Regions from separate parts of the Mus musculus genome. Here all the other regions are linked to region 5. A link is a loop called in an ENCODE intact Hi-C map of the cell type or tissue named here. Cell type or tissue: heart. All regions are shown on one strand.

Region 1 (4,000 bases), 260 kb before region 5:
CTTAAATGCCTTTCTTCGGCTGCTAATTCTGTCTGTTGCTGCTGGCCGTGTTTGAGATGATCCTGCCTAGCTCAGGATTGTGCCTGCCGTTTCTTTAATTGGCAGGGGAGAAAAACAAAATAAAACAGCAAGCAAACAAAACCCCAGAGCCTAACGAAGACCCCCTAGACTGTATCACATCTGCCCTGGTTTCTGAGGGAAAGGCGTGGGAAGGGCAGTGTCTACCACAGAATGTCACAGACCTGTTGTGTTTATAACATACATGAAATTCTTGTCCCAAGTTATAAACATTTAAACATTTTCACATTTAAGGGGAGTTTGAAAGCAACATTTTATGCCAGCATGAGAAACATGTTAAAGTTTATTTTTGTATTAGTTATGAAAAAAATTATTGATGTAACTGTTCATGGGATTTCTATTTTCCATGTACTGAAAATGTGGGATTAGAAAGAAGGGCGTGATACCACAGAGCACCAATAGGGGTCAGTCATGACCTGCTCAACAAATAGACACTGTTTCCTAGAACCAGCAGGGGTCAGTCATGGCCTGCTCAACAGACAACTGTTTTCTAGGTTGAGAGATGGATTTACTTGTTTTGTATTTCCAAAAGGCAGCATCCTCATGAACTACGGTCTTCTCAAAAGTTAGTGTACCTGTTTTTACATATAAATACAGTGTGTTTCACTTGTCAGTCAGCTCACACTGACACATGTCAGTAGCAGAAGTATAGTTTCAGTGTTTTATATATAGCTCTAACTCAAAAAAGCAAAACTTACCAAGCAGCTTACCATGGAATGCTATCTGATAGTCATGTAATAGACCAGATCCAGTGTCGCTAGTCCAGCAGATGAAGCTGGTGAGGGCCTGAGCCTTTCTCCCCTGCCCTGCTCTGTGCTTTAACGGGAGCATGCTGATTGAGCTCTTTGCCTTACAGTTCTCTGGTTTTGCTAGGTATGCCCATAAATGGAAGCATGTGTCGTTACTAGGAAAGATACCAATACTAAAAGACCATTCCAGGGATTTGTGACATCCGAAGAAACATGTTTGAATGCATACTGAGTGAGGGTTCACAGCTTGTACCACTTAAATGTTTAAGTAGGTCTGTCAGCAGTGAGATCTCAAAACTTCAGTCGTTTCACAATCTCTATGTTCAGTAATGCAGCTTATGGCAAAAGGGCATGTCCATATATACATAAGCAGTTAGACTGTACCTGTATGCATGTATGAAGTTGTTACTTTCTTATCTAAAATAAAACCAGTGGATTTCCATTCTGTTTAGGGTTTCAAAAAAAATTTATGCCTTAGAATAAAATATAAGCCCATGTATTAGTCATGTCTCTTATCATGGTGGCCTGTCTTTTCCACCTCTCAAACTGGGCCTTGCTTCCTGAGGCTGCACAATCTTCCCCAAAGAGCACCACCGTCCAGGGACCAAATGTTGAAGCGTTGAAGCATGGGTCTGTGATAAAGTTTTACATTACAACCTAGCAGTCCTTGCCACTTTGTGTAAAACTATCTTTATACTTGATTTTTACTTGGTTTCGCTTTTAAACTTACATACACTTGGGGGAGTATGTGCACGTGTGAGTCCTGGGGTCCAAGGAGTCCAGAAGAGGGCGTCAGAGCTCCTGGGACCAGAGCTACAGGTGGTTGTGAGTTGCCAGACAGGTTCAAGAGCAGGATAGTTTCTATTACTTCCTGTTGCTGTGATGAGAACGCTGCTGGAGCCCCAGCTGAGAACTCACACCTTGAGCTGCAAGAACGAATCCCAGAGCCAACTAGGAATGACAAATGGCTTTGAAACCTGAGCTTTGCCTCCTGTGACATACTTCCTCCAGCAAGGCCACACCTCCTAAACCTCCCAAACAATGGCACCAGCTGTGGAGGGACACCTCATTCAAGCCATCACAGGTTCTTAAGGCTGGCCAGGCCCCCAAGCACAGCTGCTTTTGTAGCCGGGTTTACAAAACCTGTTTTTATGTCTTTAGGACTACTGTTAAGGCATTGTCGGCCAATAGTTAATTTTCTAAACACCTCCTGCCCTTTTCCCTTTGCACATGTTACGTCTGTGCCCAGAAGGTGAACCAGAACTACCCCCCTTTCCACCTCATGCCAATCTCATATTCATCTTTAAGAATCCATGCCAGACCTGTTTTTGTTTTCTGAAAGCCATTCCTGGTTCTGCCATTAAAACTAGCTTACCTTTTGGTGTTTGGAGGATGTGGAATGAAAAACCCATTCTTTCTGTTTTTATAGTGTCCATCTTCATGTGCTTATAAATCTGAGCCATGTCTGTAGTTAAATACAGTTATTTACAGGAACAGCCCTCCTTTCACCCCACTCTTTTCAAGCTGTGAGTAGAATTGTAGAAGTTGTCCTTTGGAAAAGGACACCACCCCTACTCCAGCATATTTCATCTATTTCATCAGTCTGCCATCCCTCTAAGATAAAACTGTTGGATCACAGTCCTTGTTTCTCTTCATTCTCAACCTCCTTTCTCTCCGAGATCTGCCTTTCTTTAGCAGCAGGGGTGGGGAGCTGGGGATTGAGGGCTGTAACTGTGAGGCCACCATAACTAAGCAGTCCTAATAGCAGTGCCTTGCTCACACTTGGGAGGCAAGCATCCAAAATTAGGGTGCGCTCATCAGGGTAGGGTCCCCTTTTGGGGATTATAGAGTCTTGCGGGCCCTTCTCTCTGTGTAGGCTGTTGGCAGACCCTGGCATTTTTTTGTCCACAGTTGTCTCTTTGGCCCCTCAACCTCTTGGCGGTGGCCTTCTTCCTTACATGCCCTGAGAGGTGCCTGGTTTCTCTAAGGCAGCAGTTCTCAGCCTGTAGGTAGCAACCCTTTGGGGTTGAACGACCTTTTCCGGGGGGTGGGGTAGGGTGTTACCTGAGACTGTTGACAGATATTTATGTTATGATTCATAACAGTAGGAAAATCAGTTATGAAGTATCAACAGAAATAATTTAATGGTTGGGGTCACCACAACATGAGGAACTGTATTAAAGGGCCCCAGCATTGGGCAGGTTGAGGACAAATGTGATAAGGGATGCTGATTTTAACTGTTTGACTATACTAAGTGCCTTGTGATTAGTGTAAAAATGAATCCCAAACATGCTAAGTTATTATTTTCACATTCTCAAAATTTATATCCCAAGAAGATATTCTGTTATACTTAAGGGAATTAAAAATGTTAATACTTTTTAAAGATAAAATTTAATTCTGAGTTTTTGATTTTCAGCCAGAAAACCTTGCTCAGAAGCTTCCAAACCTTGTGGAACTGTGAGTGTGTTTATTCATTTTTTTTTTAAAATAAGAATGGGAACTTGAAGTGATTTGGAATAGTGGGACATATAATTTTAATTTATTCATCTGTGGTAACGTTTGGGTGTGGTTGTCATGCTGCTGCTCTGGGTAGATGGGAGGCTTTGCTAACCCCTGCAAAGGTGTGTTAGAGCCTTTAAGATGCTGACATAGCTCAGCTCAGACAATGAAGATGCTCTTCTGGGAAGTGCATGTTCCTGGGAGAATCCTACTCTTGTTATTCCTGTGTCAACCTGGATGTAGGCTCCCTGAGGGCACAGTGATGCTGGAAAACTTGGGCCTTTCCTCCACGTCTTAGTAGTGCCAGTACTTTGGAAGATTACCTTCATACTGCTACAAAACTTACCTTTTTGTTTCTGTTTTCTTGAGGTGCTGTGTGCCTTCTGTGTGCATGATAGGGAGGGCAGTGCTTGCCCACTGAGATACATCTCAGGACCCCTCAGTGCTTTTGTCAATTGTGTTTAATGTTTTGTCTGAGTGTGCACATATGTCTGTAGCGGTAGATAATCTAAAAGTCCTCTATGCTCCCTGTGAGTTCCTCTGCGGCTCTGTACCCACCCAAGAGCTCTGGATTCACAAATGAAAGATACACACACACACACACACACACACACACACACACACACAAAGCAACTTTTATATTTTAATGTGCCTGGTGTAGCTCTCGGCACTTC
Region 2 (4,000 bases), 150 kb before region 5:
TGCTTTTGTGCAGTTGGGCCCTGAGGGTGCTGTGGAAAGACCCAGCGCCAGGAGCTCCCGCTTGACAGGTGAGCGGTAGCCTGCCATACAGTTCCTCCCACGGTGTGCCAGGCTCAGGTGCCTCCTTGTTCAGCTATTGCTAAGCTGAGTCATAACCCTCAGCACTTCATGTGGTCAGCGTAACTGTAATCCTCAGCGCACTAGAGCAGTCTCATGGTGGAGCTGGGCTCTGAACCCTGGCAGTCAGGCTCCATCCCTGCATTTCAGTCACTCTATTGGACAGTGAGAATACTGTTGAAGGGGCATTCAAAAAGACAAAACTAATATTCCCTAGTAGTCTGAGCAAGATAGTTTTGAAATACATATGTATAGCCAGAGCCAGGAGTGATGACATATGCCTTTAGTCCCAGCACTTGGGAGACAGGCAGATCTGTGAGTTCAGAGTGAATCCCAGAATAACCAGGGCTGTATCAAAGAGAAGCCCTATCTTGGAAAAGAGAATAGAAAGAAACACACATGTGTATATCTGTGTGCATTCACATGCACATGCACTGAAAAGCCTGAAAGATGTCAAGTCAACCATTTTTGTGACTAGTCTTGGAAGGAGGAATTGGGAATTACAAAGTCTGAGATGCCTAACTGTTTTGTGTTCCTTCAAAAAATACTAGAGGCAGAGTGTTCTACAAAGAAAGAATGTTTATTCTGCTCATAGTCACAGAGACTCAAGAGCATGGAGCTAGCATCTGGTCAGCTGTGGTGGCACCTCAGTGACACAAGGACATGTGATGAGGCAGGAGAAGTGAAAGGCATGGCAGAAGCTGGGCTCCGCCCTTCTTATTCCAAAGCCACCAGATCAGGCTCATTCACTCAATGTTCTATCGCGATGAAGAGAGACTGTGACTATAGCAGTTTCCTGTAAAGGAAAGCATTTAATTTGGGCATGAGTACATTTCCAGTTTTAGTCCCTTATTGTCATAGCATGAAGTGTGTAAGCACACAGGCAGACATGGTACTGGAGAGGTCGCTGAGAGTTCTGTATCAGGATCCGCAGGCACTAGGAAGAGGCCATGGGCCTGACTTGAGCATTTGACCCAAAGCCCGTCTCCATGACACACTTAGTTCAACAAGGCTACACTTCCTAATCCCTATTAAGTGTAGTGCTACTCCCTAAGACCAGGTGTTCAAGTCTGTGAGCCAATGGGAACCATTCATATTCAGCCCAGCACAGGTATCATCCACTCATGACACTGAAGTTTCCAGGATCCTACACCTCATGATAGCCCCATTTCTTTTTTTTTTTTTAATATTTATTTATTTATTATATGTAAGTACACTGTAGCTGTCTTCAGACACTCCAGAAGAGGACATCAGATTTCGTTACGGATGGTTGTGAGCCACCATGTGGTTGCTGGGATTTGAACTCAGGACCTTTGGAAGAGCAGTCGGCACTCTTAACCACTGAGCCATCTCATCAGCCTAATAGCCCCATTTCTTAAAGGTTCTGCCAAACATGCCGTCACACTGGCAACCATTGCCAGCAATTAACTTCTGGAGACAAGCTCCAGCCAGAATGTGGTTGGCACACTTGCATTTTTAATTTTCAACCCTATATGCACACAAGATTGTTTTTACATTTCTAAACAAAATGTATGTGTGTAACACGTCTGTGAAAGTCCAAGCACAGTTTTGTGAAGTTGTTTCTTCCATCTTTACATGGGCTCCAGGGATGATCAAACTCAGGTCTGGAGTTTAGCATCACAAATGCCTTTATGCACTGAGCCACCTTGCTGGCCATAACAAAAAATTCCTAATTTACCAGAATGTTTGACGATATGTTGCATAAAAGTATACATAATATCAACTGATTTCTGTCAATATGAATATGAACATTTGTGTTTATGGACATGTGTATACATATGCAATATTACATATAAACAACTGTATATTTGTAGAAAAGGTTTGTCATGACTTACCAAAGAAGATAGAATTTTATTTTTAAAAATTGATAATCAATTTAGAAATTGAACCTTAATTGCTAAAACATGAGTAGGCCACTGATTCCTTGTAAGAAATACTTTGGTGCTCTGTGCATCTCAGAAGGCACACACTGGCATGTATTGACCTATGCACACTAAAAGGGCCTGGGGGAGGCAGCCGTGAGGTGGCTCCCTTCAGGCTGCTGTCAGTCCTGGAATGACACTCTGATTCTTGGAGGGAGTCTTAGTCTGTGCTGCAGAGTGACTACATGAGCACTGTGGGTTCGAGGTCCTTGCACCTTGGGACCAGGACCCTTTGGTTAGGTGTGCAGAACACGGCCACACTCCCTCCTCCCTCTAGATGGCAGTCTACTTTTTAATGACCTCTTCCAGATAGTTCTTTCCTGGTGTGCTCTCCTGTGAGATGTTTCACACCTCCTTGCCCTTTCTTTTATTCATATCACTTCCTTCTAGAAAACCAAGTCATATCAGAAATACATTATTTGCATGGATGTTCGGGATTTTTTTTTCCCTCTAAGAGAAGCCTATTGACACCCTCAAGGTAACTTATGCTAGGTCCCATAAGAAAAATACTCTTCAAAAGATATATATTTGTTTGGTTTTTATTTTCCCCTAGTATCAGGATGGAACCTAGAACCTCCCATGTGCTAGGCAAGTAATGGGCCACTGAGCTACACCCACTCCTGCCCTCCTTACATTTCATCTTTTGAGGCCAGGACTCATATGTTGCCCAAACTGGCCTTGAACTTGCTGTTCTTCTGTGTTCTTCTGCCTCAGCCTCCTGGGTAGCTGGGAACGCAGGCCTGTCTTAACTAACTGCCAGCAGGTGTTCTGTTTCTTTCTCCTTGCCTTATTCAGAAATTACTAATCAACCACCTACTGTGTGCTGTGCTCCGTACTAGGAATTTACAGTAACTACATCACCTAACTCTTCCTGCTCCCAGAGTCTAGGGCAGCCTCTGGTTCTGCACGGGGATGTTCTCGTGAGAAAATTGCCACAGCATAAATGTAACAGTATACGACACACTGTTAGGTGGCTTTTCCACAAGTTATGTGCGTGGGACTTCATTCTATCAGCTCATATAAATATTATTCTTCTTTTGGCTTGAATTTCTGTAATGAGTCAAAGATATGCTTTTTATTTTTAATCAGCAAACACATTACAAGAGAAAATCCCACATTTCTCACGATGCTTGTGGGCTCTAGTCTGTGCCAGCAGCGTTGTGATTTGTCTCGTAAGGAATCATCGTAGTTCTGTATTTTAAAACTAGCTCAAATGCTCTTTCTTCTGCCTCAGCTGTAAACACACAGATTCTACGTATGCGTCATGCCTCGAGGTCTTTGTAGAACTTGTCGGCAGCCTTTCCTAACTGGAGCTATTGCTTAGTTCTCTTTCTCCCTTAAAACCGTCAAGCCTCTGGGGCCACAGTGAGCACACAGTGAACTTGCGTCAGACAACTGGACCATCCACACACTACACAGACACAGTCTGTTGCTACAGGAGCCTCTCAGAAACAGATAAGTGTGCAACCCTGTCGTGTCCTTGTAGCCCAGGTAGAACCTCTGGGCCACTCATCCTGCCAGCAGGCCTTCATAGACTTCCTTCTTTTACTCAGAGGCTTAACAGTTAGAAGCTTACTGGTTCCAGCATTAAGGATAGAATATCCTTGCTACGAAGGAGTTGGCTTCCCGTAATTATGGTTAAAACCAAGACTAAGCCGGAGCACTCCCCAGCAGTTGTGTGTGCTCCAGAGGCTCCAGTCCCTCGGCTTCTGAGGGCAGCTACACTCGTGTACACAGCCCCACACAAACACACACAAACAAGTAAAGCTAAAATAAATCGTGAAAGGCAGAGTCCACTTTTATCAGCTAATTCTCCAAAATGCATTATACACTTAATATCTTTTGTGTCTAAAGCCATTTTACTTGTGACTTATACAAATGTATATATCCCAATGTCGAATAAAAATAACTACAGGTAGAGTTCTGACTTTAGTAACAGA
Region 3 (4,000 bases), 88 kb before region 5:
TGTATGAAGCTCAGTCCATCTGTTTTGTTCTGCCTGTTCTCTCTCCCAAGTGAGGTCAGCCACTCACAGGAAGGACAAGCCACAGCGAGAACAAAGCCCTGAGAGGCTGCAGGACAATGAGCAGACCCCCACCTCTTGAGCCTTTTCTAGAAGATCAAAGTTCCAGACTCCTCCTCCCCGGGGTGAGCACTGTGTGAGCTGAGCATACAATAGGTCGGTCGGCTGGTCGGTCAGTTGTCACAGGCTCTGTTTGCCCACTCTACCTTTCTCCACCGATGACAAGGCGTGACACCACCCTTCTAAATAAAGGTTCCGAGTTCCTGGGACAGCAAACTTGGAGCCTGATTCCTGAGAGCCTATGGCCTGATATTTGGCTCATAAAAAGGACAACAAGGGGCAGGGTGGTGCAGAGAAGGGCTTTAGTGAGGGAGGGAGGGAGATAGGTACCTCTTCAAAGATTGAAGTCAAGATCCCAGGGAGAGCATTCAGGTCACCCCAGGAAGAAACCCCCTCCTTCAGGAGTCCAGGGTGAGCCATAATCCCTGCTCAGAGTCTCATTTCTTTAAACCTAAACGAAGGGAAAGGGGTCACACCCACAGTATCCTCTCAACCAGCACCCTGAGAAGCTGACGGCCGGCTGACCAATGCGCAGGGGCAGGGACATTTTGACCTTTGTTCCCTGCTTCAAAATGAAGTAGCACAGGGCTTGTGGTCACATACCTGCTGAGTGAGTGATGGGCTCCTTGGGACACATATGAAGAAAGTCACAAGCCTAAAGAGGGGCTGTGCACTCAGGAATGCTGTCCTTTCCCTCCTCCCCTCAAAGCTGTGACCCCATTCTCCTCGCTCCATCCTTTATGCTCTCCCTCCATCTCTGTTTTCCACAGAGGGGAAAGGCGTTTTGATTATGAAGCATTTCTGGGGCTGCTTAGGTCTGCCAAGTGCTGGGCTCTTCGTTAGCCCCCCTTCTCAGCCTCTGCCTGAGTGGAGACAGCAGCATTATCTCTTCATTACAGGTTTAGGAGCGCTGACCAAGAAAGGTCAGAAGGCTGCCTGCCCAAGGTCAGACACCCTGCAGCCCAGGGTATGACGGAGGCCCTGCCTGATTCTCCAGCACGGAGCTTGGGAGCATTTGGGCCACAAGAGCTGGATCAGAGCTCCAGTCAGTCTCTGGAGCCAGAAACTGCTGGAGGGAGACACGGACACCCACTGGAAGAGGTGAGGCTGCAGATGTGATCGGCGTGGGGAAGTCAGACAGATAAGAGCTGAGGGACCAGACAGGCAGGCTTCAGTTTTGGTACTTAGACTAGACTTTTAACCCACAGCCCCATGCAAATTTGATTCATTGGACAGTCAGAGAAGAGTATGGAAAAGGAGGCCTTCAAGCACAGGGCTACATCCACAGGGCTCATCAAAGATGCTCGAATGAGTCTTCCCGGTCAGGGACTCTGCTCCTGATGGCACAGCTTTTGGATGTGTTCTCTGCTTTTTGTATCCAGGACACTCTGGAGTGGAAAGCCTATTCTGCCCTCTAACAGCCTGTGGGCAGGGTCACTGTGACCTGGCCATGGGAGTGTTGGAGGAGAGCCAGCCCAGAGTTGTCACAGTCCACTGTGGCCAGCAGAAAGCCCACTCTACTCTTGCCCCAGAGCCTGCCTCACCACCTGGGTTGTGTTCCAAGCAGCTGGGCTTTGGGGAAGCTGGGACTTGGAGAGAATCCATTTGACCAGTGAGCTGCACGTGGCCGGGTGCCGGGGCGCCTGGGGAAGTGTGGTGTTCCAGACATGGTCACCGCCCTGTCTCCTCACCACTTCCTGCCCGAATGCAGAAGCTGAGTCTGACTGGGGTAGGGATCTGGTGACTAAGGACAGAATGGATGCTAGGGACAGCAGAATGGGGAGCTCCAGGTTCGCAGTGCTCCCTCTCACAGCTCCACAGTGCTCCCTCTCACAGCTCCATCTGCCTCCCCCGCACCTGACCTCCTTCTGCAAGAAGCAAATCTTCTATCAGGTTAAATGCCTGCAGCTGGGTGTGCTCAGGAGACAAAGAACAGAAACTGAAGATGTATGGTGTAGGGTCCATCAGAAGAGAGCCTCTTGGGTACGCTCAGCTTTTGTTGGAATCTGCTCTTTATCTGGTCGAGCCCTACAGTTAGGCTCTGACATATATCCCTTGTCCCCAGCTGCTAGGAGCTGGGTGGTACATTCACCCACATCCTGATCTCTCAGCTACAGCACAAACCCCCTTGACTAAGCCTTCTTCTGCACAAGGCAACTGTAGGCCAATGGGGAGACAGTCCGGAAATGTGTTATGTCTGCCCTGTTCTCCCTGGATGAGCAAGCTGACCCCCCATGACATTACTTGCCAGGGGATATGGCAGAGATGAAACTAGAATCAGGTGCACACAGAAGCATTTCCTGGTCCTACCCCATGGCTGACTTGGTTACCTGCAGAAGACTCCAGGAATCTGTGTGGACTACCATATCCCCCAACAGCCAGCTTGGTTCTGTTGTACACCAAAGCCCAAGAAACTCTTCCTAGCCAAGGAAAGGGCAGACTGTGGAGTGTCATGGGCAGCCGTCCCATTATGAGGTGACCTTCAGGTTCTAATTGGGAACCAACCGTAAGACAAGCCCTCCAGAAATTTTACTCTACCCTGAGACAGTTGAAAATCCTGATGCACAGCCTGAACCCCGCCAGCGAACCCCAGATTACCGAGGGTTAGACCCAGTTTCCCGCACTTAAAATTTTAAATTAATACATATAAATCTAAAACTTACACACATTAATGGGGAACCATGGAATGTGTCCTCATTGCTTAGTGTTTATCTCCTTGAACATTTAGGCATCAGCACACTTTCAAGTTCCGGAGGTGATTCTGATGAGGCCAACAGCCACCTGCTTGCATGCTTTCCAAGCCAGCAGGCATCTCATCCTGCAGGAGGGCTGTGAACCAGTCAGACCCTTTTCCTTAGGTTCTGTTTTAAGATCTGCATTTCTAAGATGCTCCTAGGCAATACTGGTGCTTCAGGAGTGAAGCCAATGAGGTAGAAGAAGAGGCAGAGGAAAAGCCACACGTAGATCCCAGTAGCCATCGTTAAGGTGTGACGGAGGCTTTCCAGAACAGGTCCTACCTGGTCCTATTTACCTAAGTGGTGACATGCTGCTCCCCGGGGCAGGTTCTTCCACACACCCAAGCTATGCATGGGAACCTACCCTCTTTCTTTGAGTCTAATTGCTGCTATATAGATGGGGAATTGGGACCTGGTGTTCAGGGCCCTAGGGAATGGCTGGGCAAGTTACACACCATCAGGAGCCACCATCCCATGAGCCTGAACTATGCCCTCTTCCTCCCACTTGTTGTCAAGCCTAAGAGGCTTCCTGCTTAAAGCCCAGCAGGTCGCCATGGAGATTTTCATAGCGTGCTTCCAAAAACCCAATGCCTATGTTTGCTTTAACTGTTCAGCAATGCCCCTTGGTGTTTTCCAAAGGAGCTGTCTCTTCCTTGTGGCCCCTAATGATGGGATGGTTAGATCTGGCTTGTGGTACATGGGTGGTACCCACCAGACTTCATCCTCCATCCTACTTAGCCTGGCTGACCCAGACAACCCTGCACTAGGTTCTTGGCTTGGGAGGAGCCCAGGGCCTCCCTCGCTGCCACCACACATTTCTGATTCCGTCTCCTCCCCAGGGAGATAAACCTGCTGGAGGAATTTGTTTTCTCAGGCAGTGCACACTGCATCCCACAGAAGTGCAGCTGAGTCACTGTGCTGGTTTCCTCCGAGAGCCGCCTCCCTTCCAGCCTGCTCAGGCTTCTCCTTTCCGGGAGGCGCTTCCTGACCTGACTACGTGTCCTGGGTGGTTCTGTCTTGTGATCCGAGACCAGCTGCCACCACATTCCTTCCATGACACTTGGCTGGTGTGGGTGGGCAGCTGTGAGTGGGCTCTTATCGGTGGGGCCCCCCACTACAAAGAGAACTCAGCGGCCCAGGAGGCCAGC
Region 4 (4,000 bases), 130 kb after region 5:
TTAACCTCAGAAAGCCGGGTAAGATGTGTAGAGGAGCTCTCTGAGTGCTGTGGAGTAAGATAGTTAAAACACAAATGTGTATAACAAAGAAGTATGCCTGAAAAGAGCAGCCACTAAAGTGGCTCCTTGAGCACCTTGCAGGTAGGCAGTACCTGCTAGGAGCTTTCTTTAAAAAAAAAAAAACAAAGTCACTTAAGGCACTGAAATGTGTGTTAGAAAGACCCAACTACTTGGGACTTTGAAAACTGCTTAATAAAATCATATCTAGTCACAGAAAAAAAAGACAAAACCATGAACCCCATGGAAAATTAAAACTGTCATATAAGCTATTTATACCCTTATCTCTGTAAAGTTACACTGTATTTTACATACAGCAAGAGTTTGATATTATTTTGACATCTGTCTTGTAAATTGGAGATAACAAAATGATATGTTTAAGTGAGCAGCTGAACTATATTTGCCTACTTGTACGCTGAGTGCTTGTTTTGTTGAGTAAATGATCAGTTTATTCATTTGCAGAGAAACCAGTGAGGCTTAGGACACTTCACAAATTGGAAGAAACTTGACTTACTCAAGTGAAATAGGAAATATCAATGAGCAGACTGTTTCTAGCATAGAAGTATTTCATAACCACTTAAAAGGAGAAAACCTGTCTTATTCATTTTTACTGTTTTTAAAGTTTAACAGTTCCCTTCCAGTCTCTTCTTTGTCATATGCAAGGCTTTACCCCACTAAGATAGTTTTATTCATGGGAACACTGTTATTTGCAAATGGTAAACATATATTATTACTCAAAACTATAGCATTTATTAGTAAACACTTACTGTGTCTTATAATGTGTTGGCCACTGGGAAAATAAAACACACAGCAGTTTTCTAACAATAGAGTCTGGTAGTAGACAGGCATGTATACAAACTGTCTGGCCAGATGGGGTAGCTATGCAGGGATTAAATGTATATGTGCACAGTGTTAAACTTGGAAGTGTCTCAGAAGCAATGCTGTGTGTAGGAGAGACCCATGTAAGAGGAGGTGGGATTAAGGGACAGGATGGGGCTTTAAATCATTGGCTAGAGAATTTAAAAGAATTTTCCTTTATTTTGAAAAAGCAACTATAATGTAGAGGCAAGTACTATATGCATCGTTTGATATGTATAGAACCTCTGTAAAGTTGCAAACAGCTACTAGAATCCAAATGCCATGTTTTTCTAAAGAAAGATCTTGTTGCAAGTTCCAACAGTCTTAGTTAACTCTCTTATCCCTCTTATGTGCTGAGTACAGTCGGAGGAAGAGGAATTGGAGTTGGTGAGTGTGGTTTCCTGCTTGAACAGAGTTGAAAAATATATAAATAGTACTAATTATTTTAAATGTTCTTATTTAACCTTTGTTCCTTTGTTACAAAGATATTTTTCTATTTGTTTTCCACTATCCAAACATTTTTTAATCAAGAAATCCACCTACTGGCACTACTGATCCTAGTTATGTTTATGTTTATTGCTGTATATATTGGTCCCTTTTATTTGATGGGTAAAGGAGAAGACATATTGAAGTAACTTGTAAAAACAATAGCTATCCATGAACACAAGATACTTAAGCTTTTTTTGCTAAGGAAGTACACAAAATACCTTATGTGGCTTTCGAAATTATTAAAGTGTTTTTAGAAAATGACTTCACCCTCAGAGTCCCTGAGATCGTAACACAGAATCTTGTGTTATGTTTCTTTCTTTCAAAAAGATTACATCATTTTTGGTGAGGTCACCTTTTTCAGAGTTGATTATCTCATCCTGCATGAGGCAGTCGGAACCACAAGGGGGTTCCCTGTTTACAAAAAGAAGTGGCTGTGATTGAACACACACACATTTGCTTCTTACGAGGAATGTTTGAGTCTTTAAAAGCAGCTCTTACCTGTTTATCCAAAACATATTTTATGTTGTTTTTTTCCTGTGGAAAAAAAACTTGACTAAAAATAACTTACCTCTATGTTGGGAACTAAAACCCAAACTCAACAGATGTCATCATATGCATTCCAAGTCTAATTAGATGACTCCGATTTAAAGGGAATAAAAACTTGTGAGTGTTCCAGTGTTAGCATGGGCAGGGGTTAGGAGTGCATGTGAGCATGGGGTGTAAAGGCACCCACTATTTTCATTTCCTTATGATGACATGTTTATGCATGCTGGTGTGTTTTTAACAGTTTCTTTTCAAATAAGTTTCTTTGTTCTTTATCCTTAAAATAAGAGATGATCTTTTATTTGTTCTGTGCTTGCTCATTTTTGGATTGGTATATGAAATATACTCACTGATTAGCTATAAATGTGATGCTAGATTATACAATGAATATCTTTGGGGGGAAATTCTTGAGTTAAGGATGCCACTAATGGTTGCATTATGGTTCAAACTGAAATAATTCATCTTTTACTAGACCCTGCTCTTTACCCTTAAATTATTGTCCTAAATGCTTTAATTATCTATCACTGTGTTGCCCTCTAGTGGTTCTGAAAGTCACTTACTCACGGAACACACTGCTTGCAGGGATCTAGCTGGTGGGCAGACCAAGTATGGAGGGTCATTATTTCTACAGTCTTTGAAGTCATACCAAGAAGTTGCCATGAAGATGCAACTCTAAAAAGCCCAGAGTAGGGATAGCCTACACAGAACCATCTGAACACTATTTTTACCTAGTTTTATTTGAGACCAGATTAAGTCTCTCCCTCAAAAACTCATTGAAATTGTTGACTCAGTGCTGAGCCTGAACTGTTTCTCCACCTGTCATACCAATGTGTGACACTGTGTGACTTTGCCTTCCTTAAAATGACACTTAACTGCAGAATCTCAGAGATAGTTTCTGAGTGTGTTGAAATGTAGAAATCATGAAGATAAGAAAGATCGCTAAAAAGTGTAGTCAATCACACTCTTTACAACTTCATAAACACCCATGGAAGGAGTTACAGAGACAAAGTTTGGAGCTGAGACGGAAGGAAGGAAGGAGCATCCAGAGACTGCGACTGCCCCACCCGGGGCATCCATACCATAATCAGCCACCAAATGCAGACACTATTGCATATGCCAGCAAGATTTTGCTGACATGACCCTAATATAGCTGTCTCTTGTGAGGCTATGCCAGTGCCTGGCAAATACAGAAGTGGATGCTCACAGTCAGCTATTGGATGGAAAACAGGGCCCCCAATGGAGGATCTAGAGAAAGTACCCAAGGAGCTGAAGGGGTCTGCAGCCCTATAGGTGGAACAACAATATGAACTAACCAGTACACCCTGAGCTCGTGTCTCTAGCTGCATGTGTAGCAGAAAATGGCCTAGTCGGACATCATTGGGAAGAGAGGCCCCTTGGTCGTGCAAACTTTATATGCCTCAGTACAGGGTAATGCCAGGGCCAGGAAGTGGGAGTGGGTGGGTTGGAGGGCAGGGCAGGGGGTTGGGAGGGTATAGGGGACTTTTGGGATAGCATTTGAATTGTAAATGAAGAAAATATCTAATAAAAAATTGTTCTTTAAAAAAGTTTAAGCTAATTCAGCATCTAAAAATGAAATCAGTTCAGAATGCAGGGAAGAATCAGAAACGCAGTTCCCTGGAATTCAGGAAGTTACGCAAGGCATTCTGTGCCCTAAACATTTGTTGATGGCTCTGATCCAAAGTGAAGTGAAAGAAAGGAGCCAGCTCCTGCGCCTGTGTTGAGGACTTCCCTAGCAAGAGTGAGGCCACAGTGACTCTGTTCTAAGCCTTGCACTTCTAGAATAATTTTATCTCATTACAGATTTAGTGGGATGGCTGTGAATCAAAAGGAATATAAATATATTTGTCTGTTTAAGTCACCAATGACACCAATAATATAAAGTTTTAACTACAGAAAGTCTGGGGACAGTAAAAAATGCTGTCTTGGGTTCATTTCTAATATACCTCTTCAATTATCAGCAGGAGCACTGAAAACCAGACATGACAAACATGTCTGTCTTTCTTTTGTAACAAATTAAAGGGTTCAGAGAAGT
Region 5 (4,000 bases):
GATCCTCTCTTGTGCCACGTACAAGAGGCCCCTAAGTACTCATGCACTAACTTAGAGAAGGGCCATAGTACAAAATGGTGCCTCGTCAGAGTTGGACCAGGTAGGGAAAGGCTTACCCTCCAGATGGGGGAACAGGCTGATGTGCACAAAGCAGCCATTGGGGGTTCTGAGTGGGGACAGTTAGGTAACAGGCAAGAAGAGGCTGCCCTGGTGATCAGGGATCCTGTTTCTTTTCCATCCATACTAAGAGCTAAGCAGAGGGTCCCTGTGCATCCCATCAAGTGTTTTAGATTTACTGTGGGCATGGCCTCCTCTAAGAAGTCTTCCCTAATGACCTTTCCTTTAGTTACTCCTGTGCTGTGTCCTAGGAAGAAGTCCTTTTCAAGGTCACCAAGAGAGAAGCTGTATCGTGTTTTAAGCTGGATCCTTGCTGTGACCTGGCAGCCTCTTTGTAGAAAGAAGGGCTGTTCTTCACTCAGGCCCAGTGCCAGAGCAATGCTGAGTCCCTGCAGCCCGCTCACTGGGGCTTTAAGGAGGCCAGACAGAATAGGAGGACAACGTGCTGCTCCTCAGTCGTTCCTTTGGAGTCAGCAGCACACAGCCATGCTGGGCATATGGTCCACGCCAAGCTGAGCACTGGGAAGTTGCTGGGCACTGGACTTCAGGTGCAGATGCTTCAACGCCTTCCCCCAAACACTTATTTTAACTATAAGTAACAGTTGAGTGTGCTTTGGTAATATATCTTCCAACAGCTGTCTTCTCTTCCTTCCCCTCCTTCTTCCCTCTCTCTTTTTATCCTCTGATCACTCCTAATTCTTAGGCAATGATATTGTGATGCAGATGCTGAGAAAAAGGGTTCTCTCTAAAACTGTGCAAACAGCCTTTTCCCTTGGCTGCACTTATGGCCAAGTCCTCTGCCTGGCTTCTAGGGTGACCAAAAGCATTAGGCGATGGGATGGGTGGACAGGCTGGAGTTGAGTCTCCTGTGTTCCAGGAGGACTGCAAACAGAAGGCAGGGATGGGGGAGCTATGAGAGAGTCAAATGTCTTCTGAAACAATTTGTCCTCTTTGTCCTTCCCTCTCTCTCAGGGTGAAAAGCTGGTGAGAAGGGCCTAGTCTTCACTCTCCTTTACCTTTAGTTTTAGTGGAAATCACCAGAACAGCCATTCTCTTGGAGTAGAACAGTTGAATACAGCTGCTGCGGCTTCTGGTGGGATAACACTCGTGCCTTTCCTCATACCTTGCTGCTTTACACCAGAATTAGTGTGTTTTAAAATCCTCCCTGCAGCCTGGGCACAGGCCTTTTCCTCTCAAAGGGCCTGACAGGCTAGAGGGGAAGATAACAGCTCCCTGCCACCCCCCTCCACCAAACTCCCCTGAACACTGAAGCGAGGCCCTGAGTAGAAGCCCTGGGCTTATTTTCCAGTGTCTGGTAATCTCGTATCTCTGTACTGCCTTTGTGTCAGCCTCTCTCCAGCACATTGCCTTGTTGTCCTTGAGGGAGGAAGCCAGAGAGCCTCCAGCTTCCTTTGTAACTTCCCAGTTCCTCCGCACATCTGCTCACCCACCCCCAAAGACTTGTTTTAAAGCCCTAACCACAGAATTGAGCCTCTCATTTTCGAATGAGGGTTTGTGCCCATTGCATGGGCAGCTCTGGGTTCGGATACCAGCCATCACATTCTTATTACCTCTACAGCGGTAGCAACTTTTGGGGGTGAGGACCAGCAGAGAGTCACCCCCATAAGCCTTCTCTGGACAAAATCAGTAAGTTAACAAAATACAAGTGCTGTCTCAAAGACATCTTTTCCCCTCAGAAAAATCAGTTCGTCGAGTAGTTAGGAATTCAGATCCTTATGGCCCTTCTCTGACGCTGTGTGACCCTGCGTGGTCAGAGTGGTTCTCAGTTTTCCTTTCTTATCTGCCGAATGGGAACAGAAAATGAGGTGAACTTCACTGCGATGTGAGTACTAAGTGAGATACAGTTTACCACTAATCCATACTAGCTAGTATTAGTAGCCCAAATAGGCAGGTTGCCTCATTCTCAAGGTGTTTCTGCTTTCCAAGCCCCTGCTGGGATTGGGTGGCCAGGGACAGCATCCAACTGCTGGCCCGGCGGGGGTGACCCAGCAGCTGTCCAGGCCTGGACACAGGTGTGGCCCCGACCACAGTGAGGGCGTGGCGAGCCGAGGTTTGGGCAGGCCCGGCGCACACGAGGGCGGGGAGCTGGCCTCGGTCCCGAGCACCGCACAGGGCGTCTGGGCCGTCCCGCCGGGTCGGGCCTCTCGGCTGTGGTCACGGACCAAGCGCGGGGACTAGTCACGCGCCGCGTCACCGGAGCCGTGGGCCCGGGCTGGACCAGGAGGCGGCGGGGGCGCGACGCCACCGGCCCGCCACGCCCAGGCCCTCATCAAGTGACCAGTATCCCTTCCAGGAGAACACGGTCCTTCAAAGAGGGAAGCGCGCTCCAGGCTGCAGCCCCGGCGCCAAGCAGCCGTCATCTCCTTCCTGTGCCGGGTGATCTGTCGCCTCACCCACCCGGAAAAACATAGTCCGCCCCTCTTGTCCTTGTGCCACAGCGCTAGCTGTTGAGAAGGCGCGGCTCTCTCTGACTAGTCCCTCGTCTTGTCCATGACAAACCCTTCAGGACCCACCGAGAGCAGAAATATACCCTAAAAGGAGAGCCCGGGAGAGAAGAAAGAGAGGAAGCCGAGAGGAAGGGAGAGGCGAGGCCCGCGGAGGGACACCAAGACGTCCTCGCAGTGCGCACGCGCGCCGCGAAGAACGAGTTCCGGCCTGGCCGAGGCCTGACTCCTAAAAATAGCCCCGGTGTGGGGATCCGTGCGCGGATGTCCCGGCGAGTCCCGGGCTGAAGGAGGCGGCTCCGGGCGGCGCGGAGTGCTGTGGCGGGCCGGGCCGGGGCTGCGGCGTGTGCGCGCCCGCCGGCAGTAGCGGAGACTCGGTGAGGGGCCGCGGGCGGCGGGGATGTGGCGGCGGCTGGGAAGGGGGTCGGGCCGCGCTGGGAGTGGGGGGCACTACCACGGAGGGGCTGCGAGGCCGAGGAGGGGTGCCCGCGCGGCTCCGGGCGCCGGGGCGAGGCTGGGCGTGGGGCGGCCGGGCCCTCGGGAGAGCGGAGGGGCGCGGCCCCGTGCGGTGGGGGCGGGGTGCCCTGGGGCGAGCCCGGGGGGCTGCGGGCGCGGCGGCGGGGGCCCGCGGGGGGGACTGTCGCGAGCCGCCTCCCTGTGCGCGCCACCTCTGGGGCCCCCAGCCGCGCCGCCCCGCTCCTCCCTGAAAGTTGACGGAGTTCCCAGGGGGCCGCGGAGCCACTCGGTCCATTCCTCCAGCGTCGCGGATCTCGGGGTCTCCCCGCTCCGTAAACCGCCAGTGCGGGGGGCGTCCGGCCCTGTGGTCGCACTTAAAGTTCCCCCACTTCTGCTTCGGGGGGAAGGTTGGTTCACTGGGGCGGGAGGTAGGGGGTCGAACTCTCCCGTGGGGATATCGGCGTTAGGTTGTGTGTCTGGACCTGGCCCGGGCGGTGGCCGGGTTCGAGCACCTGCGGGTGCGGGGAAAAGGTCTTGGGAGTCGGGGCTGCAGAAGGGACCCGCTCCTTGCAATCGGGTAGATCCCGCCTTAGGTCTCAGGGTGAGATGGAAACTTTGCCTTTGGGTTCGATGTCATCTGTTTTTGGGCGGTTGAGGATTAAAGATCAGTGATATTGCAGACAAGTTTGGGAAAGGTGAGCGTTTTCTGAATTAGCATTTCCCCCCTCCCCCTGGAAAAGTGTAACTATCAAATTCTTGCTCACTCGGACCTTAAATAGGTCCCTGAGCTCTGAAGCCCCTGTCATCATGATCCAGAAGGCAACGGAGTGTAGACTGACTACACCGTCGCGCTAACCTGTATGTTTACTGTGAAATTGGGATTCCAGAAATTGAAATTAGAAAGACCTGCTGCGATGTGTTGACAACTATTTTAAAACTAATATTGTATAACAGTTTTCAAG
Region 6 (4,000 bases), 72 kb before region 5:
AGTGCTCAGTTTTCACCTCTGAAGGAGGCTTGCACCATTAGCTCCCCTGGTTCTCAGGCCTGTAGACTAGAAGTAAATCCTACCCAGCATTCCTGAGTGTCCACCTAGCAGATGGCAGACTGTGGTACATTCTGGCCTGCACAATCATATGAACCAGTTCTCATATTATGGCTTCCTTTAAAAAATATTTTAAAATCATATTTATCTATTTGGTTATTGTGTACTGGTAATCACGTAGACACATGCATGCACATGTCTTGGTGCATGTGTAGAAGGCAACCCCTGGGGAGTCAGTTTTCTTCTGGTACCAGGTGGTTCTGGGGGACGAAACTCAGGTCATCAGGATTGGCAGCAGGCACCCATGTCTTCTGTTCGTAGTTTTTCTAATCTATCTTCCATTGGTTCTGCATTAGCTTAAGGTGCTATAACAAGACACTACTGATTTGGACATATTAAAGAGCAGACATTCCTTTCAAGTCAACAGCAGATCTCGTCCTGGTAGGGACCAGCTTTCTGGCTTGAAGACAGCTACCTTCTCTTGCATCTTCATAGTGTGAAGAGAGAAAATCTAACCTTTCTCTTCTGACCGAACTGTGAGTTCCACCCTCATTTCCTCACTTGAAAACCTCCCAAAGGGACTGTCCATACCGTTACACGTGTGAATCTTTAGGAGACACAAGTGTACAGTCCATAGGCAAGGAAGGAGTTAAACTCCAAGGACATTTATCACAATAATTAAGCCCTATCAAAATTAAGCAGGCATCACTCTCCCTATGATAACTGGACCTTTCAATGTCAAGCCCAAGGACTCCTGCTCAGCTTCTGGGTGTAATTCATCTGTCGAGACAGCTCTGTATTAACCCACTAATCTATGTATGGCTAATGGCTCAGGACGGTACATTGACCTTGACTTTAGCTGAAGGTTTTCTTTGTGGCTGCCCTCCCAAATAAGTGCAGGGGCTGGAGGTGGGTGGCTTGGCACAGCCCTGGTTTCCCTCCACGACAGGACTCGGGGATAGAAAGCATTCCTTTTCTATCTTTTGGCGAGGATTTTACAATCCTGCCTTGGAGCCTCTCCAGGAGTCAGGCGACTCTGCATCCTTTGCAGCTACCACCCATAGGCCAGCCACTTCTGGCGTCATGTGCCCAGCAGCAGGAATGGACGCTGCCTCACAGAGGGGACCCCAAGAGGCCGGACCCCTGGTTGTTAGACCCAGGTTCAGACCCCTGGGAGACCCAAGGGAGGCCAGAAGCAACAGCTGGTTGTTTGGATTCACCTTCCTGTTTTGGGAAGGAGAGACACGGACATTGTTAGCTGCTAACCATGACTTTTGCCCCTTTCTGCCCCATAAATGGCCATGGGGCAAATGGTCCCTGATGGCTGTAGGCGCTTGAGGTTGCGAAGCATGCTGTGACCAGAGCCCAGAGGACCACCCTGGGCCTGGCATGAGTGGTCTCAAAGTAGGCTTTGCTTTTTATTAGAAGCCCCACATAAACCCCAAGTTTCCAGAGGCATTCATTAAGGGCCCCCTTTTCTTCTTTGTCTCCTTAGACACTAGACTAAAGAGCTACATTTTAAATGTTCACTTACTGATTTATGCCCTGCCAGCTTCCATGAGGGAGACAATAAAACCACAGGTAGAGTGTGGCCAGGCACACGTAACCAAGACAAAGGAGGGGAACAAAGGCGGAGAATCATGGCCAGCCTCAGGCTTTCAGGATAGCAGAATCTGAGATTTCATTCTCTGGGTATCTTTAAACTTCACCCAAGATGTAAAGGTTACTTCCTTTATTTCTGAACCACTCCTCTGCTGGTCCCATCTGAAAGGCAGCTCTGCTTTTGTGACTGAACAGGGAGGGCTGATTTCTGCTTACAGGAATTGTTCACTGCTGGGCTGGCTGGCACAGCGGCTGAGGATGAGGCTGGCTTCCTCGCTGCTGTCACTTGACAGCCTTCAGCACGACGCCTGTGCCCACAGAAAGCCTGGGAAGGATTGGATTTCTCAGCTGAGTCTGCACACTGGTGACACGCTGTCCGAGCTGGGCTCAGTCTGGCTTGCAGCGCTTCCTCATTCTCCTTATAGGAACAAAGGAAGAAACCCAGAGCGAGTTTGAGACCACTGCACCTGGCACTGTGGGACCCCGAGCCAGCAGAGGAAAGCAGAGTATACTCCCTGGAGGAGGCAGGCACAGGCCCAAGTCATGTCCGGAAGTAAAAGGGGAAGGGACAGGGGTGAAAAGTGCTGAGTGGGGGCTTTGTACCCTGTCTGTTAGGTTCCCTCTGGGGAAGAGGGTTAAGCTCCACCCCCACCCCTTTCTAATCTCTGAGTCTTGAAAACAAACCCAGGGAGCTGCAAAGTTGAGGTTGGGGGATGGCAAATTCAAGGCCAGCTTGGGCAACTAAGTGAAACCCGGTCTCAGAGAGTGGAAAAGAGGCTGTGGGTAGGGCTCACTGGTAAAGCACGTGTTTGGTATGGAGGATGGCCTCAGCTAAATCCTCAACACTGTAATAAACAAACAAGAAAACAAAACCAAAGAGGAACACAAAATTCCCTTTGGTTTCTGTCAATAAGTCATAAAGAAATTTGTCCTCAAAAGCTTCCATGGATGGACTGGGTGGGGTTCAGGGATAGAGAACCAGTCTTGAACAAAGGTCAAGACCTAAAGACACAGAGCACGGAGGTCAAACCATGGGACCCTTCATATATGAGGACAGTCATATATGACTCTGCTTCATATATGAGAACTTTTTCCAGTACATGTTTTCTTACTTACAATATGGGAAATGAAATCAAACTACAGAAATGAAAAGTCACACATGCAGATGATTACAAAAAAACATTTGTGTGTGTGTGTGTGTGTGTGTGTGTGTGTGTGTGTGTTCGTGTGTTCCTTCCCTTTCCTGGAGTGCTCACACCCCTTACCAAGGACAGCTGCCAGAAGCAAGCTTGCCTCTCCCCTCCCTCTCCAGCTCTACCCCTCCCTGGCAGCAGCTGATGCCCCTGCATAGGTCAGAGTTCCCTGGGGCAGCTGGTCCTGGTTGGGACCTGGGAGGCTCGCTCCCTGTGTGGAGAGCCCCAGGGCTGGAATGCCAGCTTGTGAAACCCCAGCCAGCTGACCTTTTGGGATGGTGAAGCCACCTGTGTCTTAGAGGCGGGGGATGGGGGTGGGCTGTGCAGAGAGAGCCAAGGGAGGTGCCAGCTGAATACAGCTCTGTCATTCACCCTGGCTTCTAAGCCACTTCCTTTCCAGGTTTCTCTTCTTCCCTTTCGCATCCTCAGCCCACACCCCACAGCCAGTGGCTAGATAATGAGAGCTGAAGCTCATCCTGTGTTCTACACGTGGGCTTCCCCAGTCTCTGCAGACCCCTCCCATCCTGCTGCTCCTCCATCCCTGAGACTTTCATCTTTCCATCTCAGCCCAGCTTATTGATGGCCTTAGGGCTCTCTGGCCTGCATGACACTCTATCTTCTTAGACTTCACCACTGCCTGGCATTCTATACACACACAGCTATAATATTCTATGTACTATCTAGAATTCAAGGGCCGAGGGGGGCAACTCTAGGCCTGATGCCAAGGGAACGCTCAGGAAGTGTTTGTTGGAAGAAGGCATGAGAAAACAACTCCAGAGAGATCAGGTAACTTGGCTCCATGCCACAGAGCTGGGGAGGAAGGGTGAGCACCCATTGCCTCTGGTTCCTGGGTACCCTGGTGTCTGAAACACCACCTCTGTGCCCCATTCACTGCTCAGACACCCCTCCCTGCCCTCACCTCCACAAGAAATAATCTACCATTGCTGTCAATCACCCCCTAACTCCCACCCAGGCAGTATCACCAAGAGGCATCAGGAAGATCAAGGGACCCCACTAGCCCAATGCATGTTTTTTCTTAACTGCTGAGGAAGAAGATGACCATGTCCCCCATGAGCCACAAGGGAGCCTCCTCCTGTGGGGTGCTTCTGAAACCATGCCTGGCGGCCCATTGAAGATGTGCAGGTGAG
Region 7 (4,000 bases), 78 kb before region 5:
CTACCACGCACTAGGTGACCGCGCACGCCGATTATTGTGTGCTGTTTGTTTCAGAAAACCAGAAAAAGGGATTGAGGGCGTTTTACTATTAAAAATGATAACTATTTGAGGAAATAGATACATTTGACCTGATTTGGCCATTAGATAGTTTAAATAGGTTTTGAGATTTTATAAGCTACCCACTAATATGTACATTTTTATGCTTTTTTGTATCTGTTTTAAAAATATTTTTATATATTTGTTTACTTATTTTATGTATCTGAGTACACTGTTGCTATCTTTAGACGATTCTTTGAAGAGGGCATTGAATCCCATTACAGATGGTTGTGAGCCACCATGTAGTTGCTGGGAATTGGACTCAGGACCTCTGGAAGAGCAGTCAGTACTCTTAACCACAGAACCATCTCTCTAGCCCTAAAAAATAATACATTTAATTTAAAATTTCAACGTGTGTAAAATAAACTAGCATAACATGCAGCTGTCACATGGCCCAGCATTGCATTCTGGGTGTTTATTTTAGAGAAAGGAAGTATATATTCCTATAAAACTTGCCCACAAATATTTATAGGAGCTTTAGAAATTGTATACTCACACTGAAAACAAACCAGGTGTTCTCCAATGGTGAATAGTTAAACAGACTGTGGTACATCCATTTCCAGGAATATTAGCCAGCAGTGAAAAGGAACCAACTGTTGATATATACAACCTGGATAAATACAGCCTGGGTAAATCTTCAGGGAACTGTGCTGAGATAAAAGCCAGCCCCAGATGTTATGTGCTGTGCTGTGCTGTGCTGTGCCACTCCATTTGCATGCCATTCATAAAGTGACATAATCATAGAAATAGCAGGCATCTTTGATATTTCCTGGGGTGAGGAATGGAGTGCAGAGAGTAGGAACTAAGATTGGGAGAGAACTAGTTATATTTTAAAAACACTAACAGGGTCTTATGGATCTCTCTTGACTGTTTCTATGCTGATGGCCTTGCTGTAAAACTTTGTATAGTTTTGGAAGATTTTTATCATTGGAGAATACTAAGCTAATGGGTATATGGTATTTCTCTACTTTTTCTTATAGCTGTTGGCAGATCTACAATGATCATAGAGAAAGCACACACACACACAGACACACACACAGACACACACACACACACACACACACACACACACACACACGTGTTGCGGCATGCATGTGGAGGTCAGAAGACAAGTTTCATGGCGCTGACACTATCCTTTTTTCTTTTCTTTTTCTTTTTTTTTTTTTAAGGCAGGGTTTCTCTGGTTTCTACCCGTGCATGCGCTGTGTTGGGCAGCCCTGGAGCTTCTGGCCAATGCTCCTGTCTCTGCCTCCCATCCAACCATAGGAGCACTGGAATTATAGCTGTATATTACTGCACCAGGATTTGTACATGGGTTCTGGGAATCAACCTTTAGTCATTAAGTTTGCATGTCAAGCCCTTTGACCCACTAAGTCATCTCCTTGGCCCAACACATTTTTATTACATTTATTGAGTGTGTGTGTTGGGGGGCGGGAATGCCTGCCACTGCATGCCACGTCAGTGGACAACTTACAGGAGTCAGTTCTCACCTTCTACTGTGTGAGTGCTGGGGCTGGAATTCAGGTCATCACACTTGATACCCAAAGTCTTAACTTGCTGAGCCATCTCACTGAACAATGTAAATGTTTGTTGTAGGAGCTAACTGACTTATAGGTCATTTGTTACCTTGCCAAGTCAAGCAATGGCTAGGAGCACCCACACAGGAACAGGCAAAGGGAATCAGCTGGGAGGACCCACAAGGCATAGGAGAGCACGTGTATGGGGTTCTTGCTATAGCAGTAGGTCAACCTTACATGTGCTTGCAAATTCATACAGAACCAGCTCTGCCCACACCAGGTCTACTGGAAAGAACTCAAAAAGACTCCTCAGGGGAAGGGGATTGGTTGGAAGGGATACTTTTAGTTTTAACTAGACAAACAAGCAACAACAAACCCACTTCATTTCAGAGATGAAGGGAAGGCTTGGCAGAGAAGGAAACAATGGCAGAATTCACAGAGCTGGGAAGAAATTCAGAGTCTGGTTCCAAACACCGGCCTTCTGACTCAGATCCAGAGCGGTAGCGCCAGGAAATAGGCCAGCGGAACCTCCTCCAGCTTGGACTTGGGTGGGAGGGGGCTGTAGATAAGAAACTCTCTGGAGAGGAAGAGGCTTGGGCAAAGAGGACCTATGAGGATGTAGAAAGCCGGAAATAGGCTTGGCTGGGATTTCCCCTAGCTTCTGGTGATGTCTACAGAGGGGCTGGAAGACCAAGACAGGAAGTGACATCTATTGTCTGAGGCTGTGCCCAGCACACCTGCCTCCCAGGGTCTGACCATCCAGGCTGGAGACCAACCATAGTCAAGTCACTAGGGTGTGGTGTGGTCCTGAAACTACAGCTCAGAGAGTCCTTGAGTCTAGGGAATCTTGGAAATCCTTGAGACAGAGGCCCCATGTGACTTGAAAAGGGATAGAAGAGAGTGCAGGATAGCACAGAAAGAGGCAGCTTCTTAAGAGAAAGGACAATGGCCTAGAAGCAGAGGACCCCCTATAGCCAGTTTGCTTAGCCCACGTGCTGCATAAAGCCAGGTCCTGATGATGCTCCACTGGGATCCACTGGGATCCACAGAGGAGTCTTGAATGAGAGCAGAAACCAACGCGTGCTTCTGGATGAGAGAAAGCAGAAGAGGTGAAGTTGGCTGTAGGGGTGGCCATTCCTACAACAGCAAATGCAGCAGACTGAAGAATGCAAAGGGAAGTTGAGAACCAGAGAAATATTTTACTAACTATATTTGAAGTAGATCTTTTAGCCAGAGCAAGGAGGACTAGGTATGGGCACCTGTTGACTTCTTGTCACTCACTCCACAACCTTGCTCTCTTCTCTGAGCCTAGGGACTAATTTCCTTTGGTGTCCTAGTTAGGGTTACTATATGGTGGTGAATATATGACCAAAAGCACCTTGAGGAGGAAAGGGGTTTATTTGATTTACACTTCCACATCACTGTGCAAACATCAAAAAAAGTTGGGAACTCAAGCAGGGCGGGAACTTGGAGGCAGGAGCTGATGCAGAGGCCATGGAGGGGTGCTGCTTATTGGCTTGCTCCCCATTGCTTGCTCAGCTTGCTTTCCTATAAGACCTACCACCACCAGCCCAGGGACGGTACCACCCATAATGGATTGGGCTCTCCCCAATCAACCACTAATGAAGGATATGCCCTATAGGCCTGCCTACAGCCTGATCTTATGGAGGCATTTCTCAATTGAGGTTCCCTCTTCTCAGATGATTGTAGCTCGTGTCAAGTTGCCATAAAACTAGCCAGCACAACCCATTCCTTATCAACTTGACACACAAATACATCACTGTTAAGCCACAACCTTTCTTCTCTTTTTCATCCCCCCACCCCGATCACACACTAATAAAGACATTACAATATACAGCATTTTGCTTAAATTTAAATTAAACTTAAAAAGTACCAGAGCTTAACAAACTCAAACACTTTAAAAGTGATCTCTTTAAAACTATCCAGTTTTTTAAAGCCCAAAGCCTCTGTAAAACTCCAGGTTTTTTTTTTTTTTCCAAGTTTAAAAATCTATCAACTGTGAGTTTCTGTAAAATCAAAAATATTTCCTTATTTCAATAGGGAAGAAGCGTAATCTGAACCCAGGAAATTCAAACTCCAATAATGGAAACAACTCAATGTCCAATCACTGGGATTCACTCACGATCTTCTAGACTTGGATCGCTTCTCTGGCACCACCCTCTGCAGCACACACAGCTTGTTTTTCAGTCTCTGGCTAACCCACTGCATCTCTGTTGCTGCTCTTGGTGGTCATCTGTGCTTGGTGGTCATCCCACGGTACTAGCATTTCCAAAATGCTGGGACTTTCTTGCTGCAGTTGGATTGTACTTTCATCAATATCCTCTCCTGGGTGGGGACTCTAGTCCTAACACACAGTGCCAAGCCTC

What was found. Peaks named below come from ENCODE experiments on the same cell type or tissue, not always from the same donor. Only the 100,000 strongest peaks of a DNase experiment are listed, where the experiment ranks them.
Region 1: it touches region 5 in a loop (4-fold over the local background); 23 of 42 quality-filtered maps call a loop at or near these places.
Region 2: a loop joins it to region 5, with 2.7 times the contacts of the local background. A loop is called at or near these places in 10 of 42 quality-filtered maps.
Region 3: it touches region 5 in a loop (5-fold over the local background); 10 of 42 quality-filtered maps call a loop at or near these places.
Region 4: it touches region 5 in a loop (4-fold over the local background); 15 of 42 quality-filtered maps call a loop at or near these places.
Region 6: a loop joins it to region 5, with 3 times the contacts of the local background. A loop is called at or near these places in 12 of 42 quality-filtered maps.
Region 7: it touches region 5 in a loop (6-fold over the local background); 14 of 42 quality-filtered maps call a loop at or near these places.

What each region holds. Positions count from the first base shown.
Region 1 is chr7:67,627,579-67,631,578 of GRCm38, reverse strand. Lrrc28 (leucine rich repeat containing 28) reads left to right here. Exons shown (of 10, transcript NM_175124.5): 3 at 3,244-3,284. Among named protein-coding and RNA genes, the nearest start is that of Lrrc28, 16 kb to the left of the region's middle. In heart, a CTCF peak has its summit at 1,617 (motif pointing right); a DNase peak (open chromatin) is centred at 528; H3K27ac peaks cover 357 bases.
Region 2 is chr7:67,519,473-67,523,472 of GRCm38, reverse strand. All of the region lies in intron 9 of Lrrc28 (leucine rich repeat containing 28), which reads left to right. It overlaps Gm34079 (a long non-coding RNA gene), which reads right to left and starts at 2,676. Exons shown (of 5, transcript XR_003946792.1): 1 at 1-2,676. In heart, a CTCF peak has its summit at 2,320 (motif pointing right); a DNase peak (open chromatin) is centred at 2,262.
Region 3 is chr7:67,459,835-67,463,834 of GRCm38, reverse strand. No RefSeq gene overlaps it. Among named protein-coding and RNA genes, the nearest start is that of Gm33926, 21 kb to the right of the region's middle. In heart, a CTCF peak has its summit at 3,706; DNase peaks (open chromatin) are centred at 74, 1,114, 1,764, 3,794 and 1 weaker place; H3K4me3 peaks cover 277 bases; H3K27ac peaks cover 3,406 bases.
Region 4 is chr7:67,241,823-67,245,822 of GRCm38, reverse strand. All of the region lies in intron 8 of Mef2a (myocyte enhancer factor 2A), which reads left to right. Among named protein-coding and RNA genes, the nearest start is that of Lysmd4, 21 kb to the right of the region's middle. In heart, CTCF peaks have their summits at 1,798 (motif pointing right) and 2,491 (motif pointing left); no DNase peak of the experiment used is centred here.
Region 5 is chr7:67,371,672-67,375,671 of GRCm38, reverse strand. Mef2a (myocyte enhancer factor 2A) reads left to right here and starts at 2,814. Exons shown (of 11, transcript NM_001291195.1): 1 at 2,814-2,959. In heart, a CTCF peak has its summit at 2,313; DNase peaks (open chromatin) are centred at 1,511, 2,441, 2,771 and 3,421; H3K4me3 peaks cover 2,424 bases; H3K27ac peaks cover 3,903 bases.
Region 6 is chr7:67,443,837-67,447,836 of GRCm38, reverse strand. No RefSeq gene overlaps it. Among named protein-coding and RNA genes, the nearest start is that of Gm33926, 5.4 kb to the right of the region's middle. In heart, no CTCF peak of the experiment used is centred here; DNase peaks (open chromatin) are centred at 1,046, 2,116 and 3,136; H3K27ac peaks cover 2,562 bases.
Region 7 is chr7:67,449,843-67,453,842 of GRCm38, reverse strand. No RefSeq gene overlaps it. Among named protein-coding and RNA genes, the nearest start is that of Gm33926, 11 kb to the right of the region's middle. In heart, CTCF peaks have their summits at 2,191 and 2,391; a DNase peak (open chromatin) is centred at 2,232; H3K27ac peaks cover 1,186 bases.